2 separate regions of the Mus musculus genome follow, and region 2 is linked to region 1. A link is a loop called in an ENCODE intact Hi-C map of the cell type or tissue named here. Cell type or tissue: left cerebral cortex. All regions are shown on one strand. Each heading gives the region's core, and the rest is flanking DNA. Links, peaks and the distances in the headings are about the cores only.

What was found. Peaks named below come from ENCODE experiments on the same cell type or tissue, not always from the same donor. Only the 100,000 strongest peaks of a DNase experiment are listed, where the experiment ranks them.
Region 2: a loop joins it to region 1, with 6 times the contacts of the local background. A loop is called at or near these places in 2 of 42 quality-filtered maps.

The regions. Positions count from the first base shown.
Region 1 is chrX:42,064,544-42,072,156 of GRCm38, forward strand. Xiap (X-linked inhibitor of apoptosis) reads left to right here and starts at 3,293. Exons shown (of 8, transcript NM_009688.3): 1 at 3,293-3,513; 2 at 3,814-3,939. In left cerebral cortex, for the core only: a CTCF peak has its summit at 3,772; DNase peaks (open chromatin) are centred at 3,353, 3,796, 4,170 and 4,610; H3K4me3 peaks cover 2,057 bases; H3K27ac peaks cover 1,637 bases.
Region 2 is chrX:41,906,270-41,913,882 of GRCm38, forward strand. Thoc2 (THO complex 2) reads right to left here and starts at 5,632. Exons shown (of 39, transcript NM_001033422.1): 1 at 5,532-5,632. The coding sequence starts at 5,602. In left cerebral cortex, for the core only: no CTCF peak of the experiment used is centred there; DNase peaks (open chromatin) are centred at 3,709, 4,358, 4,922 and 5,671; H3K4me3 peaks cover 2,157 bases; H3K27ac peaks cover 917 bases.

The DNA.
Region 1 (7,613 bases), core at 817-5,816:
ATGGTCAGGAAGGTGTGGTCGCTAGCTGGTCCAGGGAGAGAAGAGATGAGAAAGAGTTAGGACTTATTTTAGGGTTAGGACTTATTTTCTCCTCATTAGGGTTGCTCAGATCCTGGGATGCTCTCTTGCCTTCCTTCCCTTCCTTTCTCTTTTTCTCTTTTGAGTAAGGTTTGAGATAGGTAGTCCAGGTTGGCTTCCTATGCAGCTAAGGCTGATCTTGAAATTCTGGTCTACCTGCTTTCACCTCCACCTCCAAGGACTAGACTACAAACATATGCCAACTGTCTGTTCATTCTCTCTCTCTCTCTCTCTCTCTCTCTCCCTCTCTCTCTCCCTCCCTCTCCCTCTCCCTCTTTCCCTTTCAAGATAGTTCAGCAGGTAAAAGAATTGATCTTACAAGCCTGGTAACCTAAGTGTGACCCATGGAACTGATGGGAGAAGTCAAAAACTAACTACTGAAATAGGCCCTCTAACCTCTATCCACACATGCATGTGTAAGACTGCACTTACAAATGTGTCTCTTACACCCACATTAGTAATCGAGAAAAGAAGAAAAGCTCCAGCTCTTCCCATGAATGAGCATACAACATAAGAGAGACCAGATACTTATCCGAGTGGCCATATTGTGTGACACAGCGCACTGGTACTGTTCACGGTAACAAAGTACTCACTTTAATGATGAAGTTACATGAAAAAGTGCTCGAACTGGACAGTGATAATGGTTACACAATAATGAAAGTGTTCTCAATGCCAGTGAACTATGTACTTACTTCAGGTCCCAAAGAAACTTGGAACAAGTCTCACTCAGTACCCGTGGCTCCTCCCAGCACCTCCCACCCCACCCCTACCCTCAACCTCTCCTGCCCAGAGGCTGGACTTCCCTTCCCCTTCTCTTCCCCGTTTCTCATTCCTATATAAACCTGTTATTTTGATCATGCATGTTCTTGATCCTCAACTCCTCTCTGGTCCACTCCCCTCTTTTCCTCTTCTCTTTCTCTTTCCATCTTCCCCCTCTCTCCTCTCATGGCCTGGTTCAGGCTAAACTTTTCCAGATGCTTCTGGTTGAAGTCTCCACTAAAATCCTTCTCCTTAACCATACACACTGTAGTCATGTCCTCCTCTTCATTCACTTACAATGGTTAAAACCAAATGTCTAAAACAGTAAATTTACATATATTTCACAATAAAAAACTGTGTTAGCTGGTTGGGTGTAGTGGCTTAATTAAGCTCATCTCAGCACTCAGCATGTTAAGGCAGAGGATTGCCATGAATTTGAGCCCAGCTTGGAATATGTAGCCAGACAAGACTACACATAACACATCAAGACCTTATCTCACCAAACGTGGTGGAACAATCCCAATTCTCAGGCAAGACGAACAGGAATTAAAGGTCATCCTAGGCTACATAGCAAGTTTGCAGCCAGCCTAGGATACATGAGGTCTTGATTCAAAAAATCCAAGCCAAACAGTACAAGCTAGGTGACATAGCTGGAGCTTGCAATCCTAGCAGTCAGAGACTGCTACATAACGTTCATTGATTTCAGGCTGACCTGGTCTACACAATGACTTCTGAGATAGCCTGGGCTATTTAGTGAGACCCAGATTCAAAACAAACAAACAAACAAACAAAACAAACTAAAACAAAACAAAAAGCCCAAAACTACAATAATAAAGATTCTATAATGACACCTTAAGTTTAAAGAATAAAAGATTACAGAGACTGAGAAAATATAATCTTCAGGTAAGGAAATTAGTTTCAATAAATTACTAGAGGGCAGGCAAACTGGTAAGAGCTGGGGCAGGGTAAATAGTTCCCTTAGAAGACACCATAGCACTGTGTTGGAGGAGAGTGAACTTAATTAAGGCTAAGATGATTAACTCTTATCCTGAAGTCAAAATGGAAAGATTTAACTCAGCCTCAGGCAAGCTAGATGGGGGTGGGGGGGAGGCGGAGCAAGCCTAAGAACAGAGAAATCAGACTGGGCAATGGTCAGAAAGACCTAGGGTTGAGTCATACTGTTCAGCTCCTACAGAGACAGGTACAAGCGACTTCAGCCTCTTCTAAATGAGTTGATGGTGGACAATATCAAGACAAATGAGGGTAGCCTGGGACTTTTTTTCTTTTCTTTTTTTCCCAGACAGGGTCCCTTGCATCTCCGACTGGCCTCAAACTTCCTATTGAGGATGGCCTTGAACTTCTGACCCTTCTGTTGATAAAGATGGAGCTTTGTTGGTTTGCTTATTTAAGAGTGCTGGACAGGTGAGATCAGTATTTGCTTGCAGTTGTTTTGTTGGCAGTGGTGGGGTTTGAATTCAACCTTGTATGTGCTAGACAAGTGATCTACTACTGAGCCTCATTCCCAGCCCTCGCTTGGAATTACCTTCATTGTAATAAGTCAGATGCAATTTTCAGAGCTGTAAGAGTACACCCCAGGGGGCCTGGGACACAGATGGCTTAGTGGGGAAGGGCATCACCACCAAATCTGAGGACATTAGTTCTTCCCTAGAACCCACATGCTGGGAGAGAACAGACTCAAGTTGCCCTCTGACCTCATACAGTAAGACAATGTAATAATTTTTAAAAAAGATTGCATTAGAAGGAATATTACATTGGCAAAAGTTGAAGAACCAAATACATTTCTTTGTCTTCTCTTCCAAGTTCCTTTTCATCAAGGACAGCATTATTTAACCAGGCAGATGGTGCCCATGGTCTTCTCCTTTTAAATATACCCAATCCATCTTAGTACACTAGCCATTAAGAGTCAAAGTTCCTGAAACCTAAGTATAGGTTTATCTGACAACCCTACAAGCATATAGCATGATCACCATTTTGTATAATCTTCTCTTGTGTCTTTTCCATCTTTGTTCTATTATTTTTCTTTGTTCTTCACAAATTTCTCTCACCCTCTTTTTGTCTCCCTGTCTCGTCATTCCTTCTAGCTTCCTCTATTTGGAAACAACCGATTCTCTAATCTCAGTTTACTTTTTTGTCGGGTGGGTGATACTGGGATAATTATTTTCTCCGGGGCTCAGTTTCCTCTGTAGGGTGGAATTTAATAGAGGTGTTCTGCCTTCCATGGTTTTCAAAATAACATTGAGGAATATGTTATATACCTAGCAGAGTCCCTGGTATCCTGTGAGAGCTCAATGTACTGTGCCCTTTTCCCCTTGGTCTTTAATCTTCTTACCTGTATTCCCCTACTCCTCACCCTAGAGTCCAGGTAAAAGCTGGGGGGCGGTGGGGAGGGGGGAGAGAAAAAGTCCTGGATGCTAAAAGAGGAAATGCTTGAGTCGGGGGCGGGGACTGAGAAGTGACCTGTGCGCATGTGCAGCCGCTGGGTCAGGCTCTGGCTTGGAGCTGGGGAGGCGGGGGTTGGGGGGTGGGGGGGGGGTTGGGCTGCATAATGAGGACTGGGGTTTTTCTCGATGTCCCCTTCCGGCTCTGGGAGGCGGCGGGACCTTGGCGGTCCCCCGAGCGGGCGCGACGCTAATCGAGGGCCGCTCGGCCAGAGAGGTAGGCTGGAAGATGGCGGAGTGGGAAAGAAGGAGGGGCTCTGCCGGGCGGGAGCGGAGCTCCCGGGGGAGGGGATGGGGGTGGCGGTGGGAAGGACATGGCCTGAGGCCAGTGGCTGGGCGAGCCCGGGAAGCTGGCGGGCTGCACCGGTTGAGTTTTTTTTTTTTTTAAAAGTCCTGACGTGGATGCACTTGGTTCCGGTCTTCGAGTTTTATCCGATGGGACTGTCCTGCCTGGGAAGGCCGAGGGAGGAAGGAAGGGAGGGAGACAGACATAGTGACTTCCGTTTCCTTCTCCTAGGCCGGGGCCCGCCGCCCAGCAGAGTTGTGTTTTCCTGATCCGGGCTCGGGCCGCCCCTCCTCCGGGACCCTCCCCTCGGGAACCCGTCGCCCGCGGCGCTTAGTTAGGACTGGAGTGCTTGGCGCGGTGGGTACAGCTCTTGTGGGTTTCCCGCCCTCCCTTCCTCTCCCTCTGCTCCCCTCCCCTCCCTTCCCCTCCCCTCTCTTCCCTCTCCTCTCCTCTGCTCTGCTCTTCCCTCCCTCCTCCTCCCTCCTCCCGCGTTCCTCCTCCTCCCCCCTCCTTCCTTCTCCCCCCCTTCTCCTCCCTCCCTCCTTTTCCTTCCCTCCATTTCTTCCCCCTCCCTTCCGCCTGGGCTAGCTCTGCCTAGTTGGGCGGGAAGGCCGCGCCCGCCCGCCCGCGGGGAATGCTGGACTGGGCTCCCTATCCAGGCTCCCCGGGATTGCCCCTGGAAGCCGTGGGTAGGGGGGCTGGCTTCAAGCCTTCGGGTCAGCCTCCTTAAACTTCGTGACACCTAAGGTAAATCTAGTTAAAATAATTAAAAAAAAAAAAAAGATTTGATCAACCTCCCTGCCCCCCCCCCCAGTTCGATACCTTGTATGGGGCAGGGTGGTGTGTTTCTGGCAAGGGCATGTGAACCCTAAAGAATGAGGGCCAAAGAGCTTCCAGAGGAGGAAGTAGCTGGTAATTTTTGCCTCTTTGTCACCTTGGTCACTTCCCCAGCATATTTCTGAGAGAAAAAAATGTCACTTATGACTTTCAGTTCCATTACTTTAACTCCGTTGAACTCCACAGTTTACTTGAGTTGTGGGGTGTTTTTCTTTTAAGCAGGGGCGGGAGGGAGGAAGGGAGTGGTGATTGCTGAAACTAAGCAGTGGCTCACTCCATCTCCAAAAAGGAGAACATAAGCCTTGGGGAAGACTAAACCTATCAGTTTGTAATAATCTACAACTTTACCTTCAAGTACAATTATGGCACTACTTCTGACATCCTAGCTATACCTTGATAGTGAATGAATCCTAGAAATGTCTTTTTTTTTAAAGACTGGAAAGTTCTACAGTGTTTCTTCATTCTTCTCATTTTCTCCTTAATAGGATTTTTTTTTTTTTTTTGTAGCCAGTTTCAAGAGAACACTGTTAAGAGCCGGCCATCTTAGAATTATAGCATTTTTGAGCTGGGAAGGATCTCAGCTCAACTCTTTTGTTTTACAAAGCAGAAACTAAGGCTCAGGGTTTCATGATTTGTGTAAGGTTACCATGCTAGCCATGCTAGTTAGATTAGAATTCAGATTTTCTAGCTCCCTGGCCACCCCACTCCTGTTGCTTCAATATAACCTCTAAGCAAATATCTAAGTATATTCTATTTAACATTTCTGTCATTTTCAGTGTAGTAAACATGTATGTGAAACTTGAGTCAGGGATTGTTTTCCCCATAACTTAAGAATGGAAAACATTTTAGGTCAGATAGATTTCTACCTACAGACACAGAAACATAAGCTTATATAGCTGTTTGGATTGGGTCACATGGATCCATGAAAGAGATAAAAAAAAATGGTAACCCTGGTTACTTCTGAAGAAGACGGATGGAAAACTAAACTTTGCTTTTCTCCTGTGCCTTACATGTTTGAATATTATAAACAAGTTTGATCTTATTCTAGAAAGTTTTAAAGCTCACATAGATGTATATCAACATAAGTATTTGCAATTGGTATTTATGAACATCCACTTATCAGTAATTTTTATTGTAAAATCCAGTATGGCTTATTTCGTCTTCACAGAACAGGTCTGTATTTATGTTTCTCTTTTGGCTTTTACCTACTGTTCTGTATTCATGAGAAATGCTAAAAAGCTTTGGCTTTATCTTTAAAGAATAAGCTTCCTGATTATCAAATAGTGTAGAAACTATGAAATTCAGATATCAAATTTGACATACAGATAAATCTAACTTACAGAATCATTTTGGATTAAACTTATTTTTAAAAGGTTATGCCTGTAAAGATTGTATTGGTGTATGTAGTACAGTAAATACTTGCTTACCATGTATAGGGCTCTGGGCTTGTTTGTTTGTTTTGTTGAGCATATCAAAGAAAATGTTAAAATTTGATCAAAATACATGATGTAATTTTGAAACTAACATAACCCACTATTTTGTACAATGAATATACACTAATAGGAGAGAGAAAGGGGAAAGAAAGCTAGGTGTGGTGGCTTTCACCTGTAATCCCAACAACACTGTGGAGTCAGTGCAGGAGAATTGCAAATTCAAGTCAGCCTGGGCTGTGTAGTGAGATCCTGCCTCAAAAACAAAGCTGGGTTGGACAGATGACTGTTTATATGGCCTGGCATGGCCTGGCTGCTCTTGCACAGGACCCCGGTTCTAGTCCCAGCATTCAAACGCTATCACAGCCTTCTGCAACTCCAGTCCCAGAGGATTTAATGCTGCTTTTGGCTTCCATGAGCACTGCCTGCATGTGATACACATATATGCATGCAGGCAAAAGACCCAGATGCATAAAATAATAAAACAGAGTGAGGGTTCACATTTGTAACCTGTGCGTTTGGTAAGAAGAGGATCAAGAGTTCAAAGCTAGCTTGGGCACCATCGGAACCTGTACAAGCGGAATCAGAATTAATACAACTTTTATATTATGTGGCATTGTTTGGTCCTTAAGTGTTTGCTTTTTGTGCATGTTATCACTCCTCATGCATGTTATACAGTTTTTAAAATGGTAAATGTTTTGGGTTGGAGGTAAAGGCCTCAAAGGCTTTGGGGGTGTACACAGTCCAGCATAGTATACACTAGGCTCTGAAGTCAGTATCTAGAACTAAAGGGGAAAAAAGTAAGACTGGATACGTCCCCACTGTTGAGTTCTGTTCTCTTCTTTACAGATATGCTAATGAAGACTCGGGTGAAAAAAATGAATTGCTTAGTTATATTGCAGACTTTGGACTGGTGTCTTCATCCTTGTCTAGAATTCCTGCAGTTAGTTGTATTGCTGTGGTAGGGGGTCTAAAGATTCTACATACAGTGATACACATTTGGAATTTTTGTACTTGGCAAATTGAGGCAGGAAGCTAACGTTTTCCAGAACGGCCTGGGCTGCTTTTGAGAGCTCCGATCTCAGAGAAGAAGCACTAAAAGATGAATATGGTAAAGTGCCCTTATTATTTTGAGGCAGGAAGATTATGATAAGCTGTCAATTCTTAAAGTTTATCTTTGGAGTAATCTGTTAATAGTGTTATATAACCTGTTAGCATTGATTAAGGTCATTGTGAATGTCCATTTGAGAAGACAAACAGAATTAGAAAATGAGAGATTAGTATCATACTTAATAATCATATACAGTGGAAAATACCCTGAATTGAATTTTTTCCACTCAGACTCAGCATCTCCATGTTTGTTTTATTCTTCACAAGATATGTTTGTTATTTAATTCAGAACATAAAAGGGGTGTTTTGGATATTTTAAATTAAAAAGGCATGTTCTAGAAAATGTCTGAAGTTTGAGGTGGGACAGAAATCTAGGGCCCCATTAGTCAGTACTTGTTTTTCATTCAGCATTATGTTGTGAACAATTTCTGGGTCAAAAAAAAAAAGGCTTTCAAAATGTAAGCTTTACTCTAAACCTATTTGTCTGTACAGATTTGAACTCCTTAACTCCAAAGATTCAAAATTAATTAAAATTTTAATATAAGGTTTCTCTGTGGAGCCCTAGCTGTCCTGAAACACCCTCTGTAGATCAGGCTGGCCTTGATCTGTCTGCGCCTCCCAAGTGCTGGAAGTAAAGGCATGCGCCATCCCAGC
Region 2 (7,613 bases), core at 1,783-6,782, 160 kb before region 1:
TTTTTATAGGAATGTGCTTTTGGCTTAACCCCACATGAAGGGATGTGGGGCTGCTTCAGACTGTCTGCAGCAGGTGACCAATATTTGCCTTGTGCTCTAGAAGAAACACAGCTTTGGCAGCTGCAGATAATTTCTGCCATTGTGTGACATTTGGAATTCTGGGAACTTTACAAAGGGTACATAAATTCAAGGGACACCCCCACCCAGAAGTTCGATGGGGTTTGGTCAAAGAAACAACGGAAAGAAACTGGATTCAGGGATCTCTTTCTCCTCCTCCTCCTCCTCTTCCACCTCCTCTTCCATCTCCTCTTCCACCTCCTCTTCCTCCTTCTCTTTCCCTTCCCATCTCTCCTTGATTCTCGACTAACTAGTGTTAGGGGGTGAAACCATGGGGTTAAAGGGTAAGAAAAAGAAGAAGCCAGAAAATAGCAAAGACCAGCTACACTATGCAAACTGCTTTATCACTGAGCTTATTCTCACCATCATGTTGCTTCTCTATCACTACAGACCCTGTAACTCTCACAATAGCTATATACTGCTACGATGCTACAAACAATACAAACTTGGGAATCTCATGGAACACAACACATACTTAAAAAAATTCAGGGCTGGAAAGCACTTGTTGCTGTTTTATAAAGAAATAATCAGCTAGCCACTGAGATCCCAATAGTGAGGAGGCTAAAGCAGGAAGATAATGAATTCAAGGTCACCCTGGAGTACAGAGCAAGTTCCAGATCAGCCTGGGTGGGCTACATAAGACCTTATCTCTAAAAACCAAAAACATTTAAAATTATTAAATGAAAAGGAAAAAATCCTAAGAAATAACTTTACATATGGCATACTCGAAAAACCAAATGTATTCACTCTACCCCTCATTTTAGCATTTCCAGTTGCTAGTTCATATTCAAGACATTTTTTCCAAATAACAATATTATTTGTTTTAACAAGATGAAAATGCTAATGTATGTAACATGATTTTTAAAACCTCTAAAATTAAGCTCTATTAAACAAAGTTTGTACATAAGGAAAAGAAGACAAATGAATAAAAACAGAGTAGAGGATGATGATGTGTTTACAATATCTAAATAGTGATTGTTTAAAATAGTTCATTATGACAGGACCTGACAGTGCAGTCCTGCAATCCCAGCAACTTGAGAGAATGGAATGGGGATGGGATGGTTTCATGTTCAATGCTGGCCTAGACAACTGAACAAGACCCTATCTCAAAACAGAAAATTAAAGGTCTGAGGATGTAATTCTGTTGGAACAGTGCTTGCCTTAGCATATCTTATGCCCTGGGTTCAATCCCCCGGACTGAATAAAAAGTTGGTACAGTGCTTGCCTTAGCATATCTTATGCCCTGGGTTCAATCCCCGGGAGTGAATAAACCGGGTGTGGTTCGCCTTCCTAGAACTTTCCAGCACTTGGGAAATAGAGGGAAGATCACAAATTTAAGGTCATTCTCAGTTATACAACAGTTCAAAGCCAGCTTAGGATACAAGAGACACCGTCTTTAAAAAAGGAAGCCTGCCTGTGGTGGGGACATACCTTTAATCCCAGCACTTGGGAGGCAGACCAGGACAGCTAGAGCTACACAGAGACAACCCTGACTTGAAAACCCAAAAGAATAAAAGAAGAGGGGAAGGAGGGGAAGGAAGAGGAGGAGGAGGAAGAAGAAGACAAGGAAGAAAAGAAGGTGACAGCAAAATGGACCAGGCATAAAGGAAAATAAAATCAATATATTTACAGATACAACAGGAAATTATTATTTTAAGCATGCCAAAAACCACATTTCTAAGTGTACATATACGTATGTGTAAGTCATGAAAATAGAAAGGTACAATGAGAGAGGAGGAGAGAATTCAAGTGAAAGAAAAGAGTAGATTAAAAATAGGTGGCAATGGTGGCACACGCCTTTAATCCCAGCACTTGGGAGGCAGAGGCAGGCGGATTTCTGAGTTTGAGGCCAACCTGGTCTAGAGTGAGTTCCAGGGCAGCCAGGGCTACACAGAAAATTCCTGTCTCGAAAAACCAAATAAATTAATTAATTAACAAAGAGTAGGTAATGAAGGTCAGCCATGGTGGTGTATGTATGTATGTATGCCTTTAATCCCAGCATTTTCCAGTCTGCTCTACAAAGTGAGTCCCAGGCCAGCCATGGCTACAGAGTCAAAGAAGAGACAAGACAAGAAGAAGAGAAGACAAAAAAAGAGAAAAGACGAAAAGAAAATGGCAGGTCTAGTTAGGAAAAAAGGGCCAGCAAGAAGTGGGCAGAGGAAAGCAGTAGGGAGGAAACCAGCAAACTAAAACTATGACACATGTATGAAAATGCCATAATAAAATGTATTACTCTGTATGCTAATATAATAATTTTGTAAAGGGCTGAAGATATAGTTTCGTAGTAGTAGTTGCTTAATATGTACAAAGCCTCTAGATTCATTCACCAGTAAGGCAAACCTTAGAATATTTCGTTAGATTAAACAGCTTCAGTTTTTTGGTTATTTAGATATGTTTTAGTTGTATAGCTGTGTGTATGTATGTGTTTGGTGTGTGTGTGTGTGTGTGTGTGTGTGTGTGTGTGTGTGTGTACAGGTGCCTGTGAGACCAGAGGTTTTATCCCTTGGAACTAGAGTTACAGGAGACCATAAGCCATCAGATGTGGGTCCTAAGAACTGAAGTAAGTAAAGGTTCCTAACTCCTTACCCCAGACAGCTCTCAAGCCTTGTTTCTTTTGCCTTTTATTGTTTTGTTTCCAACAAAGTTAACTGTGTAGCCTCTGCTGACCTCAAACTCCCGGGACTCCTTCCTTATCCTCCCAAGTGCTAGGATTACAAGTGTGAGACACCACATCAAGCTGTGCCATCCAACTTTAAATTCTCAGCTAATGTAGTGGGACATGCGTAAGATGATAATAAATTCAAGGTCAGTATGAGCTACAAGGTAATTGTCTCAAAAAAAAGATACGTTCTCTCTCTCTCTCTCTCTCTCTCTCTCTCTCTCAGTATGAGCTACAAGGTAATTGTCTCAAAAAAAAGATACGTTCTCTCTCTCTCTCTCTCTCTCTCTCTTTTTTTTTTTTTTTTTTTTTTTTTTTGGTTTTTCAAGACAGGGTTTCTCTGTATAGCCCTGGCTGTCCTGGAACTCACTTTGTAGACCAGGCTGGCCTCGAACTCAGAAATCCCCCTGCCTCTGCCTCCTGGCTTTTTTTTTTTAAGATAAGTTCTCTTACAGAAATTATATTTATATAATCATTAAACTGTCACACTAATTTGAATCTACTGTACTTCAAACCCACAGTCCACAAGCTATACAATAAATACATGAAAATCCTAAGTACAGTTTTTAAGTAGCTCTTTTAACACTAGGTAGCATGGATCATGTAAACACATATAAACTCAAAATCCCACTTTATATTCTTGGCTTCATACACCACTTAGTTTTTCTCCACCTATTGCCAGTCAGAAGTTAGGCAGGGCTCCTCCTCCTATTCTAAAGTGGAAGTAAAAACATTAAACTGTTAAAAAAAAACAAAACAAAACAAAAACAAAAGCAGCTAGGCCTGTGGATGTAGCTCACTGATGGAGCACATGCTACCCTCCATACACACAGTGAAATCCATCCAGAAGAAGGAAGCTGAGAAACCCACAAACACGACAGTTCACAAATGAATCCGCTTTAGATGCTAAATAAGGACGGACTGAACTGTCTGCGGAGGCTCTCCCTCCAATCTGGCCCTGTTCCCTCGAGCTGCTTCCCATCCTGCCTTCTCAGCACTCGACAAACAGGTAGCTGGTTAAACAGCACATAAAAAGTAAACATGAATGCTTCTTTTAGATGTGAGACAGACCTCTGAGTTAACAAAACTCGAAGGAACTCTAAGTATATACTGGAGGACATGTCCTACCAAAAAAAAAAAAAAAAATGAGATGACATCCCCGTTCTCCAAGGGCCTCTCAACTCATTAGCATACAAAAGTAAATATGCAGGATGTCAGAGGCCAACTAATCGCCAAGCAAAGAGCTGTCCCGAGAACTTTAAATTTCTAAAAGCTGGAATAATATTACTTTTAATAGCTATCACTTGCGCACTTACTATAACCCAAGTGCTTTATAGACATTAACTCTTCTCAACAATCCTTCGAGTAGAACGCTTCTTATTCCCAATTTACTCAAGGGGAAACGGCCCCAAATGGTTACGAATTTATCCAAGGTCACTCAGCTGGTTAAGTGGGCTAAGCTAGCCACTTACTCAGACAATCCAATTCTAGGACTCACGCTGTTAACGTTTCACAGAACAGCAAAGGGATGTGGGAGTAAGTCAAGTCACAAGAGCTTGGTGTACCGGGTTTCTTTGAAGTAACAAAGTTTTAAAGATTCCTATCTTCCCGTGAGCAACTGGGAACCTGATACTGGATGAGTGTGGGAGTGTGGAGGGAGACAACTCAAGCAGCTAAAGAGAGTTAATCTCACATAGGATTGACTGCTAAGCTTCCAGAGCGACTCAGAAGAAGAAATTACAACTTTTTTTTTTTTAATCAGTGATTAATTCTGTCAACTTAAACGGGGAGTCGGGGGTGGGGTGGCTACTGGGAGGCGCGAAAGCCGCTACTGTAGGAAATTACCGGTGACGGTACAAAGTAAGTTTATGACTTAAAGGACACAGAGATCATCCTAAAGTACTAGAAAAGCCTCGAGGAGGGCGAGCACTCGCTGCAGTCCCAGGCCAAAATGGAGTTCCCTAAACCTTCTACCAGGAAAAGTTGAATCCCATCCCGAAACCACGGCGAGGTGACACGCCGGCAGGGACTTGGCAAAAAGAAGCGGCAATCCCTGCCACACTTTCCCGAGTACCGCAGGGCCAGGGCAGCGCAAGCTGCCGCTCCCTGAGAAAGCAGAGGTGCCATGCCTGGCTGTCCCCGACGCCCCGGGCTCCTCTGCCACCAGCGGCGAGGAGCAGAGAGTTCGGGACAGTTCGCCCTCCTAAGACTTCGGGCACAGGAGAGGCCGGGAACCAAAGTGCGGGAGTCGTCTTAGATCCCGGGGGGGGGGGGGACAAATAAAAATAAGAAGATAAAACGGGACAGTGAGAGACATGGCAAGTGGCGGACCCACACAGCTCCGGCTGCGAAGCCACGGAGAGAAAAGGAGCCGAGCCCAGCGAGCTGAGTTAAGACGATGAGCCAGACAGACAAAAAAGCGACAGGGCAGGAGCCCAGGGGGACCTGAGGGGACGAGACGGAAGTTCTGCGGAGAGACCTAAAGGAAGCGGGGCTCCCGGGGACCACGGGGCTTTCGGGGAGGTCGGAGGGAAGGCAAGACGCTCAGCGGCGGCGGCGGCGATAGTGGCGGCTCCCGGCTCCGCTCCTCAGCCAAGTGGAAACTCCGGACCAACCAACCATCCTCATCCGCCGCCCGGGTGCGGGTGGGGGAGGGGGCGCCGCTGCCCCCCGGCCCCTGTACCCCACTTCCGACTGCGCCCAGCGCCCCGACCTCAGGGCGGCCCGGCGCCTTCCCTCGGTCAGAAACACTCACAATTCGCCTCTCCCTGATTTCTCCCAGTTCTTTATCCACTCTGCGGGAACCACCACAGCCGCGGCCGCCATCTTCCCCTCGCTAGTAACAGTGGCCCGGATGTGTAGCTCCCGAGCGCGGGGTCAAAGGGGAGCGCCGCCCACGGGGAGTGACGGAAGCTGCGAACTCGGGTTTAGATTTCCCGCCCCACCTACTTCCCCACCAAACGGAAGTCCTGGGCCAGGCCGACAAAGAGGTGGCGGGTGCCACAGCTCTCACCCCTACTTCCCTTTAGAACATATACACATTAAACAAAAAACAAAAACGCCAGGCCGCTGTGGCCTTTATGATCTCCCGTAATCTCTACCCCAAGCCACTAATTCAAACTCGTAATTTTTCAATCACTCGGTCTGTTAGGCATTGGTGGATGCTGGAACTGTAAGCCATGACATGAGCTTCTGGAAAAAAAGGAACATGAGATAAGAAATATCTCAACTAACGACTAAATAGAAAATTAATACGGACAGGGCACACATAATGGACAAAAGCTGGGAACCGCATGCTCCGCCAAATCCTAACTCCTTACTTGAGCTGTCAAACTAGGGAGTATTACTATGCCGAGAAACGATGTTTAAGGTGTTATAATCTCTCTACAAAAAATATTTCTTATTACAAAGAGAAAACGTTACTGTAGGAAAATATGGAAGATATCTCCCTGTGTTGGTGAAAATAAATTCCACCAGGGTTAGAGCTATACCTTCAGTGGTGGCTCACGCCTTTAATCCCAGCACTGGGGAGGCAGAGGCAGGCAGATTTCTGAGTTCCGGGCCAGCTTGGTCTACAGCTTGAGTTCCAGGACAGCCAGGGCTACACAGAGAAACCCTGTCTCGAAAAACCAAAACCAAAAACAAAAAAACAAAAAAACAAAAAAAAAAAAAAAAAAAACCCTGTAGCTGTGGTCTAGAGCACTTGCTTACCTTGAACCAGGCTCTGCTTTGGTACTTCACTACTGGGGGGAAAAAGCTAAATTATCTCAGAAACAGAGCAAGTGAACCAGGCACAGGGTTCCACAGATATAATTCCAACACTTGGGAACCTGAGGCAGGAACATAGCAACTTCCCATTGGCCTGAATGTAATTAATGCAAGGTAGACAAGCAAGTGAAAAGACGGACACCATGGGACTGCCCGTGAAATGCCTGTGAAGTGCTAGAAGAAACACTACTCAAATTTTAAAAATTGTTAATACCCAAATTTTATATATTAATTCAATATTGTAGGGCAGCAGTCATAACCATTATTGAGAGAGAATCTACAAAATTACTACCCTGTACTTTTCAAAGTTGCCAAGCTCTTAGAAGATAGTAATTCTTCCAGATTTTTGAAGACTGGAGGCAGAGGCAGAAGGATCTCTGTGAGTCACAGGCCAGTATTATCTACATAGCAAGCTCCAAGCCTGCCAAATGATTACATACAGACTTTTTTAAAAAGATTAATGGAAACAAGAAATACAAGGGATTTTCTCCCCTCCAAAAATCATATTTTTCTTTTGCTATAAAGGGCATTACTGGCACAATTGACTTCATTGGGGTATCTGTAATTAAATAATAATATTGTATCATGTTACTGAATCCAAATAACTCTACTCAAATCGTCCCAGTGGTAGCAGCAGCACCACTTGCTACCCACCCCGTCCCAAACCCCCAATGTTCTGGGTTCACACACAAGTGAAGCCTCCTATTTTAATATGGCCTTACAGCTCAATGGTTGGGTCACTTCTAAACCTCCACGTGCATAACACACCCCCCTCCAATATTCCTGAGTTCTTACTTATTACAGAAATATGTATACAATTCTGTTTTAAGAAACAAGACTTGGCTGGAGCAATGACTCAGCAGTTACAAGAATTGGTTGCTCTTCCAGAGGACACAGGTTGGATTCCAGCAGCCAAGTGGTGATTTGAAACAATGTGTAACTCCAACCCCAAAGGATCTGATACCCTCTTCTGACCCCTGATGGCAGTGCACATATATTGTATAAGACATACATGCGGATGAAGCATCCATACACACACACACACAGAAATGTTTAAAAAAAAAAAGAA